Regions from separate parts of the Homo sapiens genome. Here region 2 is linked to region 1. Evidence: chromatin loops called from intact Hi-C (ENCODE). Cell type or tissue: endothelial cell of umbilical vein. All regions are shown on one strand. Links, peaks and the distances in the headings refer to the core of each region. The heading gives the core; the rest is flanking DNA.

Region 1 (11,530 bases), core at 1,786-9,785:
AGGGGAATCCAGTGGTGGCAGGCTGAACAGGAGAACCACAACCACCTGTAAAAGGCATGCAGTTTATATAGCATTTTCAGTTAGCACCCTTTCCCTAACATCCTTCACCTGGCAACTTTCATTCCACCTATGAGTCAGGGCCTGGATCTGCCGTCCATGTTCCATGGGACAGGCCAGGGGTTCAGATGTTCCTCATAGACAAGGAAGGAGCCTCCAGGTCGGCCACTCCCAGATTTCCTAGCTTGGAACAGACATCCGGGTGCATCCTCCACACAGAGTCATTTTCAGGGTATGCATAAGTTATTGCTATCAGGTGCATTTACCATGCAGGGGAATTGTAAAAAGAGAAATAAAGGTCTGAAAATGTGTCTCCAGGTAAAGTGGCTGCATTTTCCAAGAAAAAGAAAAAGGAGGTTTGTATGACAGACCTTATTTTTAATTTGTGAGTTTATGAAGCATTTTATAATCATATAAAAACAGGCAAATAAAGTTGTACTTCTTCACTCAGAGTGTTAATCAAGTGTCTTCTATGTTCCAAGCCCTGGGAATGTGAAAGAGAATAAGAAAGCAACAGCCTGAGGGACAGTTACCACCACCCACCAAGAGGCAAGGTGCTCCCCTAGCTTTAACAGACCTTGCAGGCGAGGAGGGCTAGAGCTCAGGTGGATGAGGTTAAGTCTGCATGGAGTGGGCAGGAGAAAGGGTCAGGGGAAGGTTCAGTGGGTAAGTAATCGCCGGCACCAAGTCCAGGAAGATGAGGGCATCCCCAGCAGAGTAGGTGGGGGATGGCCATCCAGCTAAAGAAAGGCACAGCTCAGAGGGCTGTGCCTCATGCTGGGTTGTGGCTTCGGACTGGAGAAGCAGGTGGAGACCCATCAAAGAAGAGCTCTGAGATTTTACCCTCTGGCAGAGGGAGCCATTGCAAGTTTTCATGGGGTGTTTTTTGTTTGTTTGTTTGAGACAGAGTCTCGCTCTGTCATCCAGGCTAGAGTGCAGTGGTGTGATCTTGGCTCACTGCAACCTCTGCCTCCCGGGTTCAAGCGATTCTCCTGCCTCAGCCTCCCGAGTAACTGGGACTATAGGCGCCTGCCACCACGCCTAGCTAGTTTTTGTATTTTCAGTAGAGACGGGGTCTCACCATGTTGGCCAAGCTGGTCTTGAACTCCTGACCTCAGGTGATCCACCTTCCTCAACCTCCCAAAGTGCTGGGATTATGAGCATGAGCCACTGTGCCAGGCCGATTGCAAGTTTTCATATGGGTACTGCCCCAGTCAGATGTGGGTTTGCATTTTAGAATGACCATTCTGGTTGCAATTAGGACAGGAGATGGGATAAAAGAGAAATCAGAAACATGGAGGCCAGGGAAGAGACTACTTAATATTCATTTACGTATTCATTATGCAATGTTTATTTAAAAGCCCACCACGTACGGCATACTGTTCTAGGCTCTGAGGACAAAGCAGACAAAGTAGCTACTTGAGATCTGGGTTAAGGAGCAGAGGATAGAGGTTGGCAGAGTGTGGGAGGAGGACAATGACTTGCAGAACTTGGCAACTCTGTCATTCTGATACTTCAAATTCATTTTCTATACAAGGAAAAAAGAGTAACCGATTAAAGTGCAATTCAAGAAAGTGAGAACCTACAGGGAAGTACCAAAATATACAACGAAACGCCACAGTCACACATGGCAGTGGGGGATCCTGGATTGGATTTTGGATTAAAAAAAAAAAAAGGTTACTAGAGGCCGGGCGTGGTGGCTCATGCTTCTAATCCGAGCACTTTGGGAGGCCGAGGCAGGCAGATCACAAGGTCAGGAGATTGAGACCATCCTGGCTAACACAGTGAAACCCTGTCTCTACTAAAAATACAAAAATTAGCTGGGCGTGGTGGCACGCACCTGTAGTCCCAGCTACTTGGGAGGCTGAGTCAGGAGAATTACTTGAAACCAGGAGGCAGAGGTTGCAGTGAGCCAAGATCACACCAGTGCACTCCAGCCTGGGTGACAGAGCAAGATTCCATCTCAAAAAAAAAAAAAAAAGGTACTAGAAAAACTGATGAAATCTGAATACATAAAATCTGGAGTCTAGTTAATAGTCAAGTATCAGTGTTAATTTATCAGTTATGACCAATGTTCCATTTTTACGTAAGATGTCAACATTAGGGGAAATTGGATGAAGGGTACATGGGAACTCTGTAGTATCTTTGTAATAGTTCTGTAAATCTAAAATTACCACCCGAAGTTTATAAATGAATACACACATATACACATACAAACCTCAACCTCAACCACATTGAGTAGAAATAATTGTATAATTCATATATAATGACCTTATTTATGTAAAACCACTCAAAGCTGCTATATAGTCTATGAGTTCATATGTATGCAAATACATTAAAAACACACACCACATTGTATCATTCATTACAGCTGAGAATAGAGGTAGGCATGGGACTTTGCAGGGGAACTGAATGGAACATTGGCTTTGTCCATATTGTGTCACATCTGTAAAAGGCATACCGTGAGAACACCCTTAAAATCAAATCAAGGAGTCACTACCTGCTCCAGGCCTCAGTACTCCCTGCCCCTGCCCGGATGCAGAAGACACTGGTCCCAGCTATGCGACGCCCACCTCCCCCCCCCAAACAGCCAGCCAGGAAGTCTCTTTACCCAGGTATGAGGCAAGACTCCTGTGTGCTATTTACATGCCCTTCCAGAGTGTTGACACCAGGGGCTCATGTTCTTTCTCATCCTTAGCTATTTTTTCCATTCCAACTCAGAGGACAAGAAAAAAAAACATCCCACTGTGAAAAGAAGTGTGGAATTACAAAGAATAATAGGAAGTTCTCGCTAACTGTGAAGCCCTGCTATGGAGTATATAATGGGCCTTAACAGCTGCTGCAACAGTCGAGACTCGTGGCAGGGTTTGCTTTGGCCAGAGGAGTGCACTGGATTTCTTATATTTCTTGACATTAAACAACAACAAAGGGCTGCAGGCTCAGCTGCTGCAGCTGTGGAGTTCCCAGGAGTTGAGCACAGCATAATCAAGGTGGTCTGGAAACACACTTGATTTGCATGGAGTGGTTTTGAAGCATGGCTGAGTGTATCCTTGGGTTATGGTCATTGCATACCTCCCATCCCCCAGTTCGTGAAGTTGGAATATGCTGGGGTCCCTCTGAAAACCCAGCTAGGCACCAAGAAGCCAGAGAGGTGGTGGGTAATTCAGAAGGGCTTGAGCTTCCTCCTGGATCTAAACTAAGCCAAGACACTGAGCTTTCCCCTGAAGAGGGACTTTCCCCACTCCACTTTCATGCTTTCCTCGCCAAGCTTCCTCCAAGCCATGGGGTGCCTTTAACACACGTAGAGATGTTGCATCTAGTGACTTTAAGAAAAACCAACTCTGCTTTCTGAGGTCTTAGAAACAGGTTTTTAAAAGACTTCCTGTTAGTGTTATATGTTTAAAATAGGTCTAGAAAGAAGGTGGCAAACAGACCCAGCCTATTTTTAGCAGAGGGCTCCAAACAGTAGCGGTGGAAACCAGCATCAGTGATACTCAACAGGGATGGTGCTGAAAGCTGCCCAAAGCAGTGGTCTTCAAACTTGGGTATGCGTGAGAATCACCTGGGGAGGGGGGATTGTTAAAGCTCAGATTGCCAGCAATTCTCCCCCTACCCTGATTTCTGATACAAGAGGCTTGGGGGAAGCCTGGGAATTTGCGTTTTTAATGAGTTCCCAGTGATGCTGATACTGTTCCAGTGAATCATATCTTGAGACCAATTAGTCTAGAGAAAGCAAGGCCCCTACTGGAAGTGACACCCACCATTTCCCTGTGCTGGTGGTCCCATAGGGCCTCTCACTCTGGGAACACCATTCTTGGCTGTGGGTGTTTCTTCAAAGTGAACATAGCTCTGAGGAGCAGGAGGCAGGTTCAGCAGCCACATCCTTAAGAACATAAAAAGTTGAAGAGAGACAGAAGAGAGACAGACGTGTGCAGTGCTAAGCTGGGGCCCTCACAATGGGGACTGGCTTCTTTCCTGGGGAATAAGTAATTTCAATTCAGCAGCAGGAGCCAACTCAGCTAGGTCCTGCCTCTAAGACCTTTGTGTCTGTACCACCAAGTGGCTCAAGCTCTCTGAGAGAGGGCAAGAAAATGACTGAGACCCACCCTTGGCAGCAGAAGGGAAAGTCACCCTGGGATAATTTCTGGGTCTAGAATTCAGCTTTCTGTGCCGAGTGGCAGGCAGAGAAACGGGAGGGTGGTGATGTTTGTCCCAAGAGGCCCATTCCCCCACCCCCTCCTTGTTTCTTCTAGAAGGTCTGGGTGCTGTGTTCCCAACTTTTTCTGAGCAGAGAAGGGTCAAGAAAAGATAACTAACAGCCCGGAAGGCTTTTCCTGGCAGGTCTTCACCAGCGGGGCCTGTGTCTGGCAGATAGATGGGTCAGAGAAGCCCATTCTTGGGAAGCATGATTGCTTCATAGCTCTTGTAGAATTCCCATGTTCGTTGCTCGTCAGAATGCATTGTATGTTAATAGAATCTTCAAAAAGGACCTGCTCATCTCAGGTGTGCTTAGGAGAACAAGAGGAAGGAGTTTTAATCCATATTTGGGCAAAGGTGGTAATGAGAGGTGAAGCCAGCTGGACTTCCTGGGTGGAGTGGGGACTTGCAGAACTTTTCTTAGAAGAGGATGGTAAAATGCACCAATCAGCACTCTGTAGCTAGGATTGTAAAATGCACCAATCAGTGCTCTGTAGCTACCTAGAGGTTTGTAAAATGCACCAATCAGTGCTCTGTAAAAACGCACCAATCTGCACTCTGTGGCTCGCTAGAGGTTTGTAAAATGGACCAATCAGCACTCTGTAAAGTGGGCCAATCAGCACTCTGTAAAATAGACCAATCAGCAGGACATGGGTGGGGACAAATAAGGGAATAAAAGCTGGCCACCCCCAAGGCAGCAGCGACAACCTGCTCGGATCCCCTTCCACACCGTGGAAGCTTTGTTCTTTCGCTCTTCACAGTAAATACTGCTGCTGGCAGAGAGGGGTGAAGCAATAATGACCACAGTGACAGAGAAGAGGTGAGTGTGCTTGGTGACCCCTTCCCACGCAGGGAGCTGTTTCCAGAGCACTTCTCTTCTGGGAGGCCTGTGAATTTTGTTATTAAAAAGGAAACCTAGGCCGGACGTGGTGGCTCACACCTGTAATCCCAGCACTTTGGGAGGCTGAGGCGGGTGGATCACATCAGGTAAGGAGTTCGAGATTAGCGTGGCCAACATGGGGAAAACCCATCTCTACTAAAAATATAAAAATTAGCCAGGCATGGTGGCGTGTGCCTGTAGTTCCACCTACTTAGGGGGCTGAGGTGGGAGAATCACTTGAACCTGGGAGGCGGAGGTTGCAGTGAGCCGAAATTGCACCACTGCATTCCAGCCTGGGTGACAGAGTGAGACTCTGTCTCAAAAAAAAAAAAAAAAAAAAAAAGAGGAAACCACCTATTCCCTCAGAAAAGGATAGAGATACCATTCTTACCCATTAACAACAGTGTAATTTTATTGTGATGATTAATATTGGAATTATTAGCTTTGATTAACTGAGCTCCTTCTGTGTGGCAGGACATGTACTTTATAGATGCCATCTCATTAAACCCTCGGCAATGCTGGGAAGTAAGTGGTGTCATCTGCACTTTAAAGATGAGGCGATGGACCGTGTTCATACTCACACAGTGGATCACTGGGAAAGCTAGGATTGCAACATATAGCTGTCTAATCCGTGGAGTTCATTCTCGCTACTTGCCAGCCACAGGGATCCAATGGTGAGCCCAGTAAGCTGTGGCTCTTGACCTCATGGGGCTTCCAGGCAGCAAGTAGAGGGGTCAGTGGAAAAGTATCAGTTGGATTAATCAAGTCAAGCAATGACTGAAAATTATTTTCATCAGAGAGTATCAAACACCTCTTTTTTTTTTTTTTTTTTTTTGAGATGGAGTCTTACTCTGTCACTCAGGCTAGAGTGCAGTGGAGCAATCCCAGCTCACTGCAACCTATGCCTCCCAGATTCAAGCGATTCTGCTGCCTCAGCCTCCAGAGTAACAGGGATTACAGGTGTGCGCCATCACGCCCAGCTAAATTTTCTGTAGTTTTTGTAGAGACGGAGTTTCACCATGTTGGCCAGGCTGGTCTTGAATTCCTGACCTCAAGTGATCCGCCCACCTTGGCCTCTCAAAGTGCTGGGATTACAGGCATGAGCCACCACGCCCGGCCCACATAGTTTATTTTTAATTTTCTTTTGTATCCAATTTTCAGTTACTCTTAAAAATACAAACATATGTAATTGGTGTTTAGTCAACACTCAGTGTATTTTAATAAACAACATTTTTTAATCGGAAAAAAAAAAAACCTGTAATGCCTTGAGTGATCCTGCCAGATGAACCCTGGCGTAAAGTTCATGCTGCCTTAGGCACCATTGCCACCTGGTGTCAGACATCGGAATTGCAGGCTTGGCGGCAGCTAAAGTGGCGGGGGTGGTGGGGTGGTGGAGCAGGGGGCGGGCAGGACCCATTTTGATTAGGAGAGGGCAGGTTTCCTGTCTTAGCCACCTAAACCCTCCAGGCGCTGTTGAGTATGTGTCAACAGGTGCCTGTTCGTTTGTAATTTGGTGACAGCTAGATCTGTATCAGCTTTCTTTTATCTGTGTGTCCTGAATGATTATTGTGTTCATGACCTTTCAATTGTTTTGTTATAATCAAATTAACGTTTGAAGGTTCTGATGATAAAGTGACATAAATATAGATGAATACTTGAGGGTAAACTCTAGATTCCACTTATGCCAATAATAGTTCTCTTTAGTTGCACATCTACATAAAAAGACCACCCCCCATACTTTGACCCCAACTGCTTCTCAGCCTAACCCTCTACATGCTTAAGCATATGCCAGTAACTCACGATTTGCAAAACTTTCCAGACTCTTCCTTGTCTGCCTGCTGCCTTTGTCTGTGCTGTTCCCTCTGCCTGGAACTACTCTCCTCCACCTTTCCCTTCCAAATTTATTCTTCAAATGTCAAATCAAGGTCGACAATTTGTAGGAAAATTCCATAAAGTAAATTCAGAAACGACAGTGTTGTATGTTGTATTGCAGTGTCTCTAGAGAATGGAAGATGTGGTTCTGAACCCATTTTTATCTCTTTCATAGCTTTGGCCATGGCCAGCTTGCTGACTCATTCTATCTCAGTGGTTTCATCCATTAAGTGGAAATAATAATGTCCTCTGCCTCCAGCATTGAAATATATATATATATATATATATATATATATATATATATATATATATACACAACCCTAATTTGAGGTTTATATATAACATATATATTTTATTTATTATATATATTTAATACATAGGGATTTAATATATGTAATATTTAATATATATAATGGGGTTTAATATATATAATATGTAGGGTTTAATATATATATTAATATATAATACATAGGGGTTTAATATATATAATACATAGGGGTTTAATATATATATTATATATCATATTTAGGGGTTTCACATATATAAAACCCCTAAATTGAGGTATCTATATATAATATTGATGCATATATATTTAATATATAGGGGTTTGATATATATAATATTTAGGGGTTATATACATATTATATATATAAGCCCCCTAAATAGATGTGTGTATGTGTATATATGTGTATATATGTATATGTATAAACCTTTTCTGATGAGACAAAGTGCTTCCTCTGCACCATGCCTAGTACCTAGTAGAAGTGACAGGGCAGGTGACACTGGATTAGTGGATATATGTAAATACCTGGAATCTTGATCAATGCATGCGCAGCAAATGGCTTCCATTACCTTTTTTGTTTTGTTTGCAGATAAATATTTTTTTGAAAAAAATATATTTCGTGGAGTTAAAAATAATAAAATGTCCAACTTTGACTGAACTGGCATTATTGCCCTCCTTGATCCATCACTGTATGTCACCCGAGTGCTGGTAAGCTTCCTCAGCTGCCAGCTGCAAAGACGTGGATATTAGGATGAAAGGCGTTAGGCAGTGATGCTATTTCTGGTGCTGTTACTTTAGTCAAATCTGTGTTCACCAGGTACCCATGTGCTGGCACCTGTGATTAGTGAATTGCTCATGGGAGTATGTTTGCAATGTGCTTTCTCTGTGTTTTCCAGGCAGTTTTAAATGTCTCTCTGTTTTTCTGACTAGGTAGTCGATAGTGACAGGCCAGAAAGGTCCAAGTTCCGGCTCACTGGAAAGGGAGTGGATCAAGAGCCTAAAGGAATTTTCAGAATCAATGAGAACACAGGGAGCGTCTCCGTGACACGGACCTTGGACAGAGAAGTAATCGCTGTTTATCAAGTGAGTACCCCTCTCCCATGCCCACCCTGTGCGCAGAAATGTGGCTTTCAAAGATTGTTTTCTTCCCACTGAGCTCATTATTTCTGTGCCTCATCAAACCCGGGACTGCATGGCTTTAGGGTGTTTCTGTGGGAGCTGAAGTGGATGGAATTGAACCCTGACAGGGCAACAGTGGGGGGTCTTTATCTCATCAGTAGAGCCCTCCAGGCCTGCATCAGACTTTGGGTACCAGAGACCAAGAAGGGAGACCCTGGGGGCATCTCAGAGGAGGTCAGAACCCTTAGGGCAACTTTGGCTTTCCAGAGACCAGCTTGATGATCTAGAGCTGGAAGAGGTATAAACCCCAAGACCTGATATAATTAGCAAGACATGGTCCTTAGGGTGAAAACAGTTGCTAAATATTCAGCCATAAAGGAGTAGTTAAATTATGGCAGATTTTGCAAGGCAGTTTTCTCTAGCCATTTAAAATGCTTCTGAAGAAGTTGTGTTATATGGGAGAGATTCAAGATATTGAATGAAAACAACATACAGACACATATGGTATCCTCATTACCAATGGAGTATTTGCACATATCATGAGGTGTATATGTTTAACAAAAATGATAAAGAAAAATCAGTGGGTTAATGGTTGTATTTGGAAGTGATTGATTGATTGATTGATTTGGTTTTCTTACCTACTTAAATGCATTATTGTGAGTTTGAAGTGAGAAGATACTATAAGGGCGTTGGAGGCATAAAGTGCTGGACAGACATAGAGCAGTAGCATGATGGTAGGTAGTAAAGTCCCCACCCTCCAGCAGAACCCTTACTGGGCAATGCGCTCAAGGGTCTCAGGCCCTGGGAGGATGCGGGTGCTTTCCAGATGTCCATCTCGGAAGCCTTGCCAAAGCCTTTTCTGAGCATTTGCTGGGGGAGTCACCTGTCAATGAGAACTGAAACGTGAGCCATGAGTCCCAACTTATACTCAAGGGGGAATCAGGTAGTTGTATAAATTGAATGTTGGTGACCTCAGAAATACCCAGTTCCAGCTGGCCTTGACAGTAACCAGAGGTGACCTGGCAGCTATTGGGGTCCAGCTCCTGTAGGAACAACCAGCAGCAGACTATGGATAGATGCCCTCTTGTCTTTCTGTGCCCATCATGGGAGTCTCCAAGAAAGTTCTGGCACAAAAAACTAAGGAAAGATACAATAAATTTCATAATTTCTTAACAGAGTGATCAAGAGCTGTGGGATCTGATATGGTTTGGCTGTCTCCCCAATCTCATCTTGAATTGTAGCTCTGAGAATTCACACGTGTCATGGGAGGGACCCAGTGGGAGGTAATTGAGTCATGGGGGTGAGTCTTTCTCGTGCTGTTCTCGTGATAGTGAATAAGTCTCATGAGATCTGATGGTTTTATGAATGGGAGTTCCCCTGCACATGCTTTCTTGCCCACCGTGTAAGAAGTCCCCTTGTTCTTCCTCCATCTTCTGCCATGATTGTGAGGCCTCCCCAGCCATGTGGAACTGTGAGTTCATTAAATCTCTGTCCTTTGTAAATTACCCAGTCCCGGGTATGTCTTCATTAGCAGCATGAGAACGGACTAATACAGCATCTGAGATCCTCCATTCAGGTCTCAGTGCTGCTGCGTACTGAGCTGTGGGACCTTGAGCAACACTCTTACCCTCCCTGATCTTGGGATTCTTGTCCATAAAGTATGATTACAGCTAACGCTTCTGAGGATTATAAAAAATGAAATTACTAGTTTTTGCTAACTAGTAATTGCTAAACAGCTAATAAAACAGAGCTTCGGTTGCAGCTTGGAGCTTCCCATACTTTTTAAAAACTGAGGCCATATAATATTACGGTAGTTAAAAGCATGGATTCTGCACACAGCCAGATTGGCTGCATTCAAATCATGGCTATCATGTACTAGGTGTGGAAACTTGACAAATTGTCTGCCTCAACTTCTTATCCTGGAAAATGGGAAAAATAATAATGATGTCATAGGATTTCATAAGGATTAAATGAGTTAATACATATGAAGCATTTAGAAAATGCTGGAAACATAGTAAGCATCATATAATCTTCCTACATGGGTGACAATAATCAATGATATTAAAGGTGAAGGAAGGTAAGTGAAAACCCAAAGGATTCCAAGTTATAGCCCAATCTCTCATGTCCAGCACAAACTTTCCTTGAGTAGTCTTGAGTTTTTACTATACTTTTATAGTCTATGTCATAGCATATGGATTGATTGAGCAATTCATTCATTTTACATACATTTAATTGAGTGCTTATAGGGTAAGGGACACGCTTCAAGGTGTTCGGAGGATACAGTAGCAACAAGACACACTGGGTTCCTTGCTTTCATGTATCTTTTATTCTAGTTCTTTGTTTCGGAATAAACTGGCTTGAATTCCTCTCTTCTGTGTGTAGGTGACATGGCAGGAAGTTGTGCCTGGTTTGTAACATGGCTTGTTGATAACACCAGCACAGGGTCATATACCCTCATTGGAAAGGGTACTGGTATTTAGTGGGAATGCAGTTTCTTACACAAGTACTTGGGTTACTTACGACTGGCAGACTGGGGCCCAGCCCTTGGCAGCGCACTCTTCAATGGGCTCATGAGGGCCTACTTTCTGATGCCGTTTCCCTCCGTGCTTCATGCACTTCAGTTCGGTCATTGTCCTGTTTTCATCATACCCGCACTGAAGCTTCTTACAGTTGCTGAAGCTTCTTCCTTGAAGAAGCAAGTTTGAGGAAGAGCCCCGATCATTCTGCGGTTCTTTATTTTTAGATGATGAGAACTGGGTTACTCTCATGTTGGTCTACTTTGGGCACAGGAATGTTGCAATTTCCGTTCATTCCAAGTGCCTGTTTAAGAATAAGTTACTATTTTAGTAGTACAGCTAGATCCATGGTATTCATGGTAGTCAACACGGTTGGGAGCAAATGTGGTTCTTCAAAGAGGAGAATCCTGGGTCTCCAAATCCTCACATTTTAGTTTCTAGTCTTGCAAGTTTAAAAAGGAGAGAGCCGGGTGCAGCACACCAACATGGCTCATGTATACATATGTAACAAACCTGTACGTTGTGCACATGTACCATAGAACTTAAAGTGTAATAATAATAAAAAATAATAAATAAATAAAAATAAAAATAGAAAAACAGAGCAAG
Region 2 (11,530 bases), core at 1,998-9,997, 130 kb after region 1:
GAAAAAAGATGAGTGTAACTGGATAATAAGGAAGAAGAGGGATTCCTTGTAACATGAAATGAGTGTGAGGAAGTGGGCTGTGGCCAGATTACAGAAAGACTTGTCAAAGCAAAGGTATTTGCTGTTTTTCCTAAGAGTGATGAGAAACCATTGAAAGGTATCCAATAGAGGGTGACATAAATCAATAAACATTGACAAAGACACCCTGGAAGCCCTATAGAAAACAGATGGTGGCAGGCAGTCATGGCTGTGCAGGAAGACCCACAGGGCGCCTTGCACAGTAGCCCTGGTGAGAAGTGACAGAAGCTAATCTCAAGGAGTGTTGAGGGGGATGGAGAGAAAAGGGGACATTCAGGAAGTGAAACAATGGATGTGGGCAGGATATGTTGATAGAGTGGCTGCGGATAGAAGAGAAGGTTTCATTTGAGGAAGAGAATGACTCATGAGTTTCTCCTTCCTTGATCCCTGAGAGAGGAGCCATCCTCTAGACAATATTTAGAGCAAAATGATAAACATGCAACTGTATTTATCATACTTTCTGGTTGCTCAAAAATCCTTGCCTCCAATGATGTCAATAATATTTTAATTAAGTTATTATAAATGTAAAATAGTTTTGCCCTCTCTAGGAAAGGATAAAGCTGGGCCCCTAAAAACTGGGGAGTAATATTTGACTTCAGACTCAGTACCAGCTTTGTATCAGACACTTTCATGTGTTATTTTAGTTAATCTGCACCAAGATCCTGCAAAGTCACCATGGTGGGCTCTTATTAATAACACAAAAACCAGGATACGGAGAGGTGCATGCTCTGCTCAGGGCCCGGATCTGGTGTGTCAGCAGGATTCAGTATCAGGTCTCCTGAATCCAGGTCCAGTGCTCTTTCCACAGCTCCTTAAAGCCCTCCAGTCAGCCTTTCACAGATGTCCCCCACCTCCAGCAATTCTCCCCTCCACCTCTCCCACCAGTGCAGGTGGCATCTGGATCTCCCTCCCATGATCAGCCAAGCTTTCCACCGTGTGAGCAGGAAACCACTAGCACTAGAATCTCTCAAAGTGCTGGTTTAAACATAAATTCCTAAAGAATCTGATTTTACCCACTTCCCTGGATGATCCATAGGCCCACTGTGATAAAGCTGAATGAGTTACTCCTCCCTGGGATATTTCATCTCAATGGAGGAAAATAATTCTGTTGGGGTCCAAAAATCACACCAAGGCTAAGGCAATACAGGGCCCCCCAACACTCATCACCATTCTCTGTGACCTTTCCCATCTCTGGGACCTCTCCATTATACTTTGTTTTCTGCAATGTTTCACTTTTCAATTAATAACCAATTTCCTTCTACTTTTGTATTTGACAGCTTCTCAAAAAGTGATCAGACAAAATATGATTTTTAAGCATTCAGCATGCACAGTTGAAGATTAGAAGGACATTGGAAAAAATTGATGTTTATGGGAAATGTATGTGTATATTTGTATGTGTGTGCTATGTCTGTGGTACATGTACATATGTCTGCCTACATCTGAGTGTGTGTGTGTGTGTGTGTGTATGTGCGCATGTGCGTGCTGCTCCAGATAGACCTACAAACATCTGTCTTCCTGGCCTGTGTACTTGGGAGTGGTGAATGAGTCCAACAGCCACACAGTGAAATTCCTAGCAGGTGGCAAGACTCAGCCTCCTGTTTGGAGCTTATTTTATTTTCCTATAGCTGAACCTGGGAATACAGTTCCCAAATTCCACAAGACCCTTGGATTTCCATCTCCAACCCCTGTGTCTCAGTACAACATCACTCAAACAGTAATGTGCACCCGAATTCTCTAGAAACAATGTTAAAATGGGTTTCCTCTGTAGGATCTAGACAGGACCGAGGAGCCTGCATTTCTAACCAGCTCCTGGGGGATGCCAATGCTGCTGGCTTGGAGACTGACCTTTGAATAGCAAGGTACTAGAACACACAGCACAGACATTGGTCAGATGTGTAATTGCTCGGAGTTCAGGCTACCTACTATGGAATTAGTTATTAAAATCCTGCAACATTGGATAACTGTTTCTAGCTGTCATTTGTTGAGTGCCCCTCTCATCTGCCTCCACAGTGGACTTTTTTTTTAATATCACACCTTGTTATTCCCATGCAGGTCAACCATTGAATCTAAGAATAGAAATCCTCATGTCTGAAGGGGTGGTCTTGAAGTAGGCAATGAGGGCCTGGGTGGTTTCCATTTCCTTTGAGCAAGTATTTCATTGCCTTCTGCCATGCCTACCTATTTGTTTTTCTCACAGTAGGTTTCTACCAAGTGGCATCTCACTTCTAACATAAAGAACAAGCATCAGAATGCCTCCCTTTGAATGCATATGAGGTTGTTTTGTTTTTAGAACCCAAACACAGCCACTTGAATCTATCATGTAATTCAAAGGAAACAAGCATTATTCCAGTCTTTTCAAACTAAGGTTTTGTGTGCTTTGGGTATTTCAATTAGGAAGAAAGAAGGCAGGCAAGAACGTTATTGAACATTTATTCTCTGATACTGGAGGATGCGCTGGAATTCAAGAGCCTGACTTCAGAAAGTTTGGCATTTGCTAACTGTGGGTCTGACCTTCGTATGAGAACAGTGATGAAAACTCACGGGAATGTCAGATTTTGTTACGGTATGTGATTGGGTGGATAAGGCTGTATTTACTAACAACTTCCTCATGCATATGCATGTGCTTAATTTTCATCCACATCATTAATAAGATGATTTTAAAACTGGATGAACCTCTGCATAAAACACAAACATTTCCTATTATATATTTTATTCAGTCTACTATGTTTTCCTCTGTGGGGATCAAGCATGATATACTTCTTTCTCATCTCTGCCTTCCCAGGGACTCATAGGAAGAAAATGTCTTCATTCTTCACTTGGTTTAGATTGTTCTACGCAAAAACTCTTGTATGGACATAAGCCTTAACTTACTCCATTCGGAGTTGAGCAGAGTCCTAATTCTTTGACTTGATCTTATACCATTCCCCACTCCTAAATTAGTTCCAATTAGTTCCAAGTTCATCCTTACCTCAGAGTCTGCTATTGCTATTCCTGCGGTCTAGAAATCATTTTCCATGTGTTTTGTATGGCTATCTCTTTCCACTTTCTTGTCATTCAAGCCTCAGCTGAAACATTCCCTCAGCAATAAGGTTTTCTCCACCATTTATTTTGAATAGGTGTCCCCTGCCACACACACACACACACACACACACACACACACACACACACACTTTGTCAATCATACTCTACCCAGTGATGGAAATGTTCTACATCTGTGTTGTCTAATATGGTAACTACTACCTGCATGTGGCTACTGAGCACTCAAAACGTTCCTAGTTTGACTGGAGTACTGAGTTTTTTCATTTTAATAAATGTAAATTGCAATAGCCATATGTGGCTAGCAGCTACAGTATTGGGTAGTGAAGCTTTCGTATTCAAACCTGTCTCATATCCTTCATAGCCCTCATCTGTGACTGAAATTATCTTGTTCATATCTTTTTCTCTTGTTTATCACCTGTCTTTCCATGCTGGGTTATCTTTTCTGCTAACCACTGGATACCAGGGTGTTCAGCGTGATGGCTGACATGTAGTGAGTCCTCAAATAATTTTTATTAAATTAACTTTAAGAAAATCCCACTTAACAGCCCTTCACTGTTTTTAGAGACCATTCCAAAGGTCTTGACTTGTGTTGATATTATTGTCCTCTGAAAAGTCTGAGTCAAACTCTGATTAGTTTTGTAACATAAAATACCATTGGATTGTCTGTTTGCATAATTGGTTTTCTGAGATTCAGCTCCACATTCTGTATTCATCCTAATCAATGGTGTCTCCTTAGTTTCTGTCTTTCTTTCCATTGTGTTAAGATGGATCTGTTGTCTGCCCTTCCCAGTTTCAGCATATTTGAATATTTGGCAAATGTGAATTCTGATTACCTATCCTACTTGTAGCTTATGATACTGGCCAAGTCTTATAGAATGTAGAATCTTAGGATTCAGATCCAAGATATTTGTTATCTTTAGGCACAGTGTTTTTTTGTTTCTGTTTTTTTTTTTTTTTTTTTTTTTTGGTTGAGTTAAAGTCAAGTCCTTGGCTATTTTGGGAAGATGAAAAACCAGACCTATGTTATTACATAAAATTGCCTCAGAGCTTTATTTTGATTGATTTCCTTTGTTAGCAGTATTCTCATAATAGCTTAAAAAAAACATAAAAGTATAAAATTTCACTCTCTGTGAGATCTCCTTTGTGTGCAGATATTACGAGGCTCTGTTCACTTCATTTTTTCTTATTACATGCATTATTTTATCTGCACCAGAAATCAAGTATGTATGTCTGTGTGTGAATTTGCTGGTAAAAGGATGAAGTAATGTTAAAGAAAAAAATTTAAAAATTATCTACCCACACATACCTGGTTTCATTTTGCTCACTGCCTTCAAATTCTATCCATATTTGTAGGTCATGTATGATGATGCTCATGTTATTTTGTGTATTTTTACTCAATATTCTAAGTAGATCAATAAAGTTTAAAAATTATTGTATTGTAATATGTTGTTACACAAACATTCCTTCAACTAGTTCCCTTCCACTGGATGTTCAGGCAGATGCCAGTGTAATTTTATTTTGAGAAATAACAATGCAGTGAATAGTTCCAAATATGTAGTGCAAACTTATATAGGATCAGGAGTGGTATAAAAACGGAACAAAAGTATGAGTCTTTCGTGGTTTCTGTTGAATTTTGCCATGCTTTTGAAAAGGATTATACTGGTTTACAATACCATCAGGTGGAATGTGACTCTACTGATTTATAACAAGAATGTTTGTCTTTCATTTTTCTAATTTGGGCTCTTTTTTGACAATAGTATTGATAATAACTGTAGCAACAATAGCAGCAGTTAATATTCTTGAGACATATTATATGATAGACCATATTTAAATGCTTTAGAAATATTGTTTATAGTGGTTAAAAAAGTGAGCTCTGGAGGCAGACTTCCCAAGGTCAAATCTGGACTCCACCATTTATCTTCTCTTTGCTTTCATTCTCTCCTCTGTAAAAAGATCCAAAGGGTTGTTATGACAATCAAGTGAGATAATATAGTATAGAGCTAAAGTAAGCACTGGATAAGTGTTTGTTATTATTCCTAATAATGAGTGTTTTTGTTAACCCCACTTACAGATGAGAAAACTGAGATCCAGTGTCTTGCTCAAGGTCACACAGATAGGAAAGAGTTGTACTAGGATTCCAAATGCAGATGCCCTTTTCTGATCAAAATACTCCTATGCGGGGACCAACACTTATATCCAAGAGGAAGTATTACTCTTATCGCTGAGTTAAATCAAGGTTGAATTACGCACAGAAAATGTGCGCATAAGGTCCCCGTGATTCACTGGAAATGCCATGACATAATTCTTCGTTTCCAAGACAAACAAAAAAGTTGTTTTTTTATGCTGCCTTCTTCATTGAGATCTGAAAGTAGTTCCCTATGGAAGTGATTCATGGTGTTGTGAAATCCTCCGAAATTGTAAACAGCCTGGTGGGCAGGAATCCCGAGGTCTCATTCAGGCCCCCTGCAAATTCTGAGTTCCTAGCCTGAGGAAAGCCCCCAACAAATACTGACCTGACTTTCTCCTAAAAGATTGCCATAAACACTTTTGGTTATCTCTTAATGTACTTGGTTCATAACTGCTTAGTCAATTATTTTTATTAGCATAACATTCCTTTTAAGCATAATGATATTGGGAAAACAGAAATGATACAAGCGTAATTTCTTGGCTATGACTGTTTATGTTTTGAGTTTTTTTGTTTTGTTTTAACTTTCTTTGCCGATTTGATGAATTAATTGTAAATTTCCCAAGGGGGATCTAAAGTGAACTGATCTTTGCCTTTTATTCTGGAATGTTCAATTTCTATTCTAGTCCCAGTGACTATCCTCTGAGACCAAAATTTCAATATTGCCAAGGGCTCATAAAATTGTCGATATAACCTACTTTCTCTAGAGAACCTTATTTGAATTTTCATAATGAATTAATATCTTCTTTCTCCCCCAATCTCTTTGCTCAAATAGCTATTTGTGGAGACCACTGATGTCAATGGCAAAACTCTCGAGGGGCCGGTGCCTCTGGAAGTCATTGTGATTGATCAGAATGACAACCGACCGATCTTTCGGGAAGGCCCCTACATCGGCCACGTCATGGAAGGGTCACCCACAGGTATGTCACATTGGCTTACCTTTAGCGTAATGGCTTGGAAAGAGGCACACTTTGATCTTTGTGGATTCTAGGGACTGTCTTATGGCTGTTCCAACTTGTCAGCTCGTATCAGCGTCGACTTAATACTTCCCTGCGTAGAAGCCAGGTTGGAAAGCTAAAGTGCAAAGCTTGACCGAGGTGTTGCAAGCTACGGAAATCTCTTTCATTGTCTCTGAAGATCATCCTCCAAGGATGACTGCCATCTAAGTCTCTAAGGCATGGCCGATGTTGGGCACCATGTAAATATCCAGCTTACCTTTGTGAAAGTCCAAGGCTAAACTTTGTGCTATAGCAGGGCTTTGATGAGAATTGGGTCCCCATTACAAACTCCTCAGTTCTTTCTTTTCACAGTGGCCTTTTAATAAGAACTATTTTAGTAAAATAGGTAGGACTTCTTCCCTTCCCTTAGAAGATGTGCATGAAGAAATCTTTTGTCTTCAGTCAGAGGACCAAAAGGAGGATGTTTGATATCTCTCTCTGGAAATGCGTAAATGCATGTGCCTACTGTTATAGAAGTCACTCAAGGTTACTATAGAGCTCCCGCTGTCTTTTCCCATGTTTAACCTTTCTATCAGGGACGGTTTTAGAATTTAGAGCTTCCTTTTTTGCCCCAATACATACAAATTAAAGTATCCCACAGCCAGCAGCTGAAGTCACTCCTAAGTATAATGCTTGAGAAAATGAAAGAATAAAACAGAAAAATTCCTCTTCGGCTCACTTTGATTTTCAGCTTTAAAATACACTTGAGTGAAAAAAAACACCATATTAAGAGTATCATATTAAGAGTATCATGATACTCCTAGATTATGCCCAAATAGGTAAAATAGTGATTCGTCAGACCAGACAGGAGATGAGAGCGGCTTTTACTATTTTTCCCCCTTTTCTGAATTGATGGGATCTATCAGTGACATGTAGATACATGAGGCTCTGGAAATGTTGCCATGGTAACCTTCCCAGACAACCAGGTGGATAATTGTATGCAAGATGCCTAAAACCTCCCGTCAGCTTCAAGGAGCTGGGTCTTTATGCACTGCATCAGATCCCCCAAGGGCAAGAGCGACCCTCTTCCTTCCCAGCTTTAAATGCGCTCCGTAAAAATGAAAGCAAATGCACTGCGTGTGTGCTGGAGGGTGTTTAGGGGAGTGTTGGAGGCAGATGGCAGAGGAGCAATGACAGGTCTGGAGAGAAGGAGAGAGGGCAGGTGAAGGGAGGTCAGGTCACTTCAGGGCAGACAATCCACGTGGCCCCTCTCTGTGAGCTGCTTTTGATGGAAAGATGGCTTCTGGTGAGAAACACCCTAGAATTTCGGTTTGATGTTTACAGAAATCTTCTTAAACGAGCTGATGTGCAGAACACATTTGGAGAACCAATGAGGAAAGCGATTAAAGAGGCCAAAGTTTGAGCAGAACAGAAAAATGATTCCCAATTGCTATCTGTGGTACTCGGGCCCCATGAGTGAGTGACTAGAATTCAGATGGGCTGGGAAAGTGTTCTAAATGTAAATGACAGTGCTTACATTCGGGATGGCTGTGAGCTTGCACATGTCTTTGTATATTATGTGTGTATATGATTAGACGGTGTCCAATTTTCCTCCCACTGTGCCTGTCCTTAAAGTTTAGAAAAGAATTTCAGATACATGTAATATTTTTTGATACATGTATATACATGTAATATTTTTTGAAGAAAGAGTTCTTTTTGCACATTGAATTCTTTATGCACATGTTATTTTGTGTATTTTTTATGTATGTTTTTTGTGTATTTTTTAGATAGAGTTCTTTATGCACATTGAATTTCTTAAATCACAGAGTTATTCAGTTAGAGACAGTTCTCCAGCAAAACATAAACCACCTCAAATATCTATTTATGATTGGTATTATCCTATAAAAATACATAAAGACTCAGGTGTCTGTATGGATTCATTGTTTTCTTTCTCAGCACCCTCTGGGTTGGACTATAAAGCACGCAGTGAAATAGAATCAGTCAGATTTGGGATCCAGAATGTGGAAATGTTGCAAAAGACTTTCAAACAAAAAGCCACTTAGATTACTTAGCACCCTGTAAGAGAGTTGCAGGCAAGATGGCCCCCGAAGCATTCATGAGGCCAGTGGGAATCTGATGAAGAAGACGGTATCCTCTTTCCAACCTCTTCTTCAACTTAAATCGTTTACAAGTAATAACAAACCCTAACTGGCTATAAAAATGATCGTCTCTTGTATTTCCATTATGCTCTGCTCATCTGTGGCTCATAGGATCCCATGTGTTGTAGAAATTATTCGACACCCACTGGGAGTAAGGGTGGGGGTAGGGGTGGGGTTTGGGTGGGGGTAGGGGTTGGGGTTGGGGGCTGACTCTGGAAAGAGTTCCATGATTTTCCATGCTCTCACAAATAAAAGATGGGAGTCAGTGCATAACCTGCCTTCAAATCATATGCTCTTTCACCTGTCCCGCTGAATTCATGGTGAACACAGCCATCAGGTATCATAGCACTGCGTCGAGTACTTACTGTGTGCCAGCAGCCATATATGTACAACATCATTTCATCCATGATCCCACTTCCTGCCCTGAGAGGTGGCTACCACTATCCCTATCTTACAGATGAGAAAACTGAACATCAAAGAGGCTCAGGAACTTGACAAAGTTACCTGGCTGGGGAAAAGGCACAATCAGTGTCTACGTCTCCAGCTTCAAAATTTGGTGAATGGTTGATTACTTAGCTGGTAAGAGGCTGCCACATCTGCCTTAATTCTCTGCAAATTCTGGCCACATCTGCACTGGCATCATGCTCAAAAGACTAGTCCGGGTCTGTCTACAATAGCCCGCATTTCTTCCTGGGCCTTGTGTGAGCTACAAGAAACCCAAGAACCAGCTGGGTGGAGTGGCTCAAGCCTGTAATCCCAGTACTTTGGGAGGCTGAGGTGTGTGGATCTTGAGGTCAGGAGTTGGAGACCAGCCTGGACAATGTGGTGAAACCCCATTGCTACGAAAAAAACAAAAATTAGCCGGGTGCGGTGGTGGGTGCCTGTAATCCCAGCTAGTCGGGAGGCTGAGGCAGGAGAATTGCTTGAACCCAGGAGGCGGAAGTTGCAGTGAGCCAAGATCACGCCACTGCACTCCAGCCTGGGCGACAGAGAAAGACTCCATCTAGGAAAAAAATGAAACCTAAGAGCCACGTGACCCACTGGGTCTGCTCTCTTGTTTCCATGTTTTACACCACAGACTCTTTGCAGGCCCAGCTGGGGGAAGTATTTGTGCAGTTCTATCAGATGAACTGATTTAGATCCTCACAGAAAATGACTAGTTCTTCGGATGAAATAGCCAGGCCCATTGAATCACCTCTAGGGTTCAACGGTGTTAAGTGTTGAGGCCTTTGTCACCACTCATGTCACTTTTTTCTGAGCCTACATAACCAAAGGCAGCTTCATGGGGCACAGCCTTTGTGGCCTCACACAGCCAAGGGAACAGAAGGGTCCCATGCTCAGAAGGGCCTGGGGCTTGGTTTAGCGTTCTGCTGTCACCATGTTGAAATTCTTAATAATTGTTGAACAAGGTGTCTGCATTTTCATTTTACACTGAGCGTCACAAATTATGTGGCTGTTCCTGCTCACAGCATTGTAGCCTAGAGCTGTGTTTGACGCTGTGCTCAGCTATTTAACACGGTGTGATATTGGGCAAGTTACTGAACCTTCTAGGACCCTCTGCAAATGGGGATAGAATATAACAGTAGCTACCTTAGAGAAGTATATGTGAGGATTCAGTGAGACAACATGCTTCACCCAGTGCTTAGGGAACAGTAAATGTACAATGAATGCCTTTGTATTGTTAACAGTGCAATTATTATTTTTATTCTGGAAGAGTACCCTTTAGCAAAGGTAAAGCAAAGAGACACATGAGTTGTGTGAAGACAAATTCATCTTCCAGCAAACCACGCGTCATTTTCATGTCCCCATGTGTTCGAATGCCCTCGGCACCAATCTATCACAAAGGAAGGTCACCCATATTTATCTGTATGTGCAGACAGGAGACCATTCCGGCTGCTCAGCACTGAACTCCGGGGTATTGTTTTGGTGAATCATTCCTGGATGAAGGAAGATCAGCAGAACATAATGGTCTTTGACTTTGCAGATCGTGAGCTGTTGCTTTTGCAGAGCCACAGACATTGATTTATGAGGCCCAAGCCAAGGCTCTGGCTGCTCCTTGGGGGCATACAGATCTCTGTGTGAGTTTGGTGTTTTCTGATGGCCAAGACATGGTGTTCATGAGTAGGGGGTAGAGGGTGAGAACTCTTGAAATTCCTGGAGGGCACTAATTCCAAGGCCCCATCATGTCTTGTTGGCATCAATTCATGGGTGTTTTGCCCTCTGGTGGTTTCCTGGGCACCTTTGAGAATGGCTGACCATGAGGAATGGCATGTCAGGCTCCCACAGAAGCAGGCCCTGAGATGAAGATTGAGGCCTGCCTGTGGTTTGCTTGAGAGGTACAGGGACAGATACCAGGTAAGGTGAGGTACAGAAAAGGAAGTCAGACAACTTGAGGTGCATTATTATTATTATTATTATTATTATTATCACTATTGAGACGGAGTTTTGCTCTTGTTGCCCAGGCTGGAGTGCAATAGTATGATCTCAGCTCACTGCAACCTGTGCCTCCTGCATTCAAGCAATTCTCCTGCCTCAGCCTCCCGAGTAGCTGGGATTACAGACACCTGCCACCACGCCCAGCTAATTTTTGTATTTTTAGTAGAGATGGGGTTTCACCACATTGGCCAGGCTGGTCTTGAACTCCTGACCTCAGGTTATCCGCCCACCTTGGCCTCCCAAATGCTGGGATTACAGGTGTGAGTCACTGCACCTGGCCCTTGAGGTGCATTATTAAAGCAGCTCCCAGAGTGGGTAACTGCAGCTTTATCCTTTTTGGGGAGCTCAAGGAAATGACATTAAACACATACGTTAGAGTTATCTCAGCTAAGGGGCAGGTAGCTAGAATATCTACTCCCCCAAGTCTGATAATGAGACATAGGTTCAAAGCTGTCCCCAAGGATGGGGGGCTTTAATTTCCAGGCACTTGCCGCCAGCTGTGCGCAAGGGAAACCTGGGATCCATCAGCTCCAATATCCTGTCCTCTTGAGGCCTCGGCCTTCCAACAACATCAGGAGCTGGCTGTAGGTTGTGTTCGCTCTCCTGGCTTTTAGCCACCCCAAATGGCAGCCAGGGCAGCTGGGAGAATGGCAGCCCCCCACCCTGGACGGGTGGGGCAGCTTTGAGAAAGATAG

Evidence for each region. A loop is a pair of places that touch in the nucleus more often than their neighbours do. Peaks named below come from ENCODE experiments on the same cell type or tissue, not always from the same donor. Only the 100,000 strongest peaks of a DNase experiment are listed, where the experiment ranks them.
Region 2: a loop joins it to region 1, with 4 times the contacts of the local background. A loop is called at or near these places in 12 of 110 quality-filtered maps.

The regions. Positions count from the first base shown.
Region 1 is chr16:83,209,126-83,220,655 of GRCh38, forward strand. CDH13 (cadherin 13) reads left to right here. Exons shown (of 14, transcript NM_001257.5): 5 at 8,220-8,372. Among named protein-coding and RNA genes, the nearest start is that of CDH13-AS1, 180 kb to the right of the region's middle. In endothelial cell of umbilical vein, for the core only: a CTCF peak has its summit at 6,481 (motif pointing left); a DNase peak (open chromatin) is centred at 6,436.
Region 2 is chr16:83,338,785-83,350,314 of GRCh38, forward strand. It overlaps CDH13 (cadherin 13), which reads left to right. Exons shown (of 14, transcript NM_001257.5): 6 at 6,078-6,222. Among named protein-coding and RNA genes, the nearest start is that of CDH13-AS1, 55 kb to the right of the region's middle. RefSeq lists an enhancer at 5,240-6,439. In endothelial cell of umbilical vein, for the core only: no CTCF peak of the experiment used is centred there; a DNase peak (open chromatin) is centred at 5,417; H3K27ac peaks cover 2,212 bases.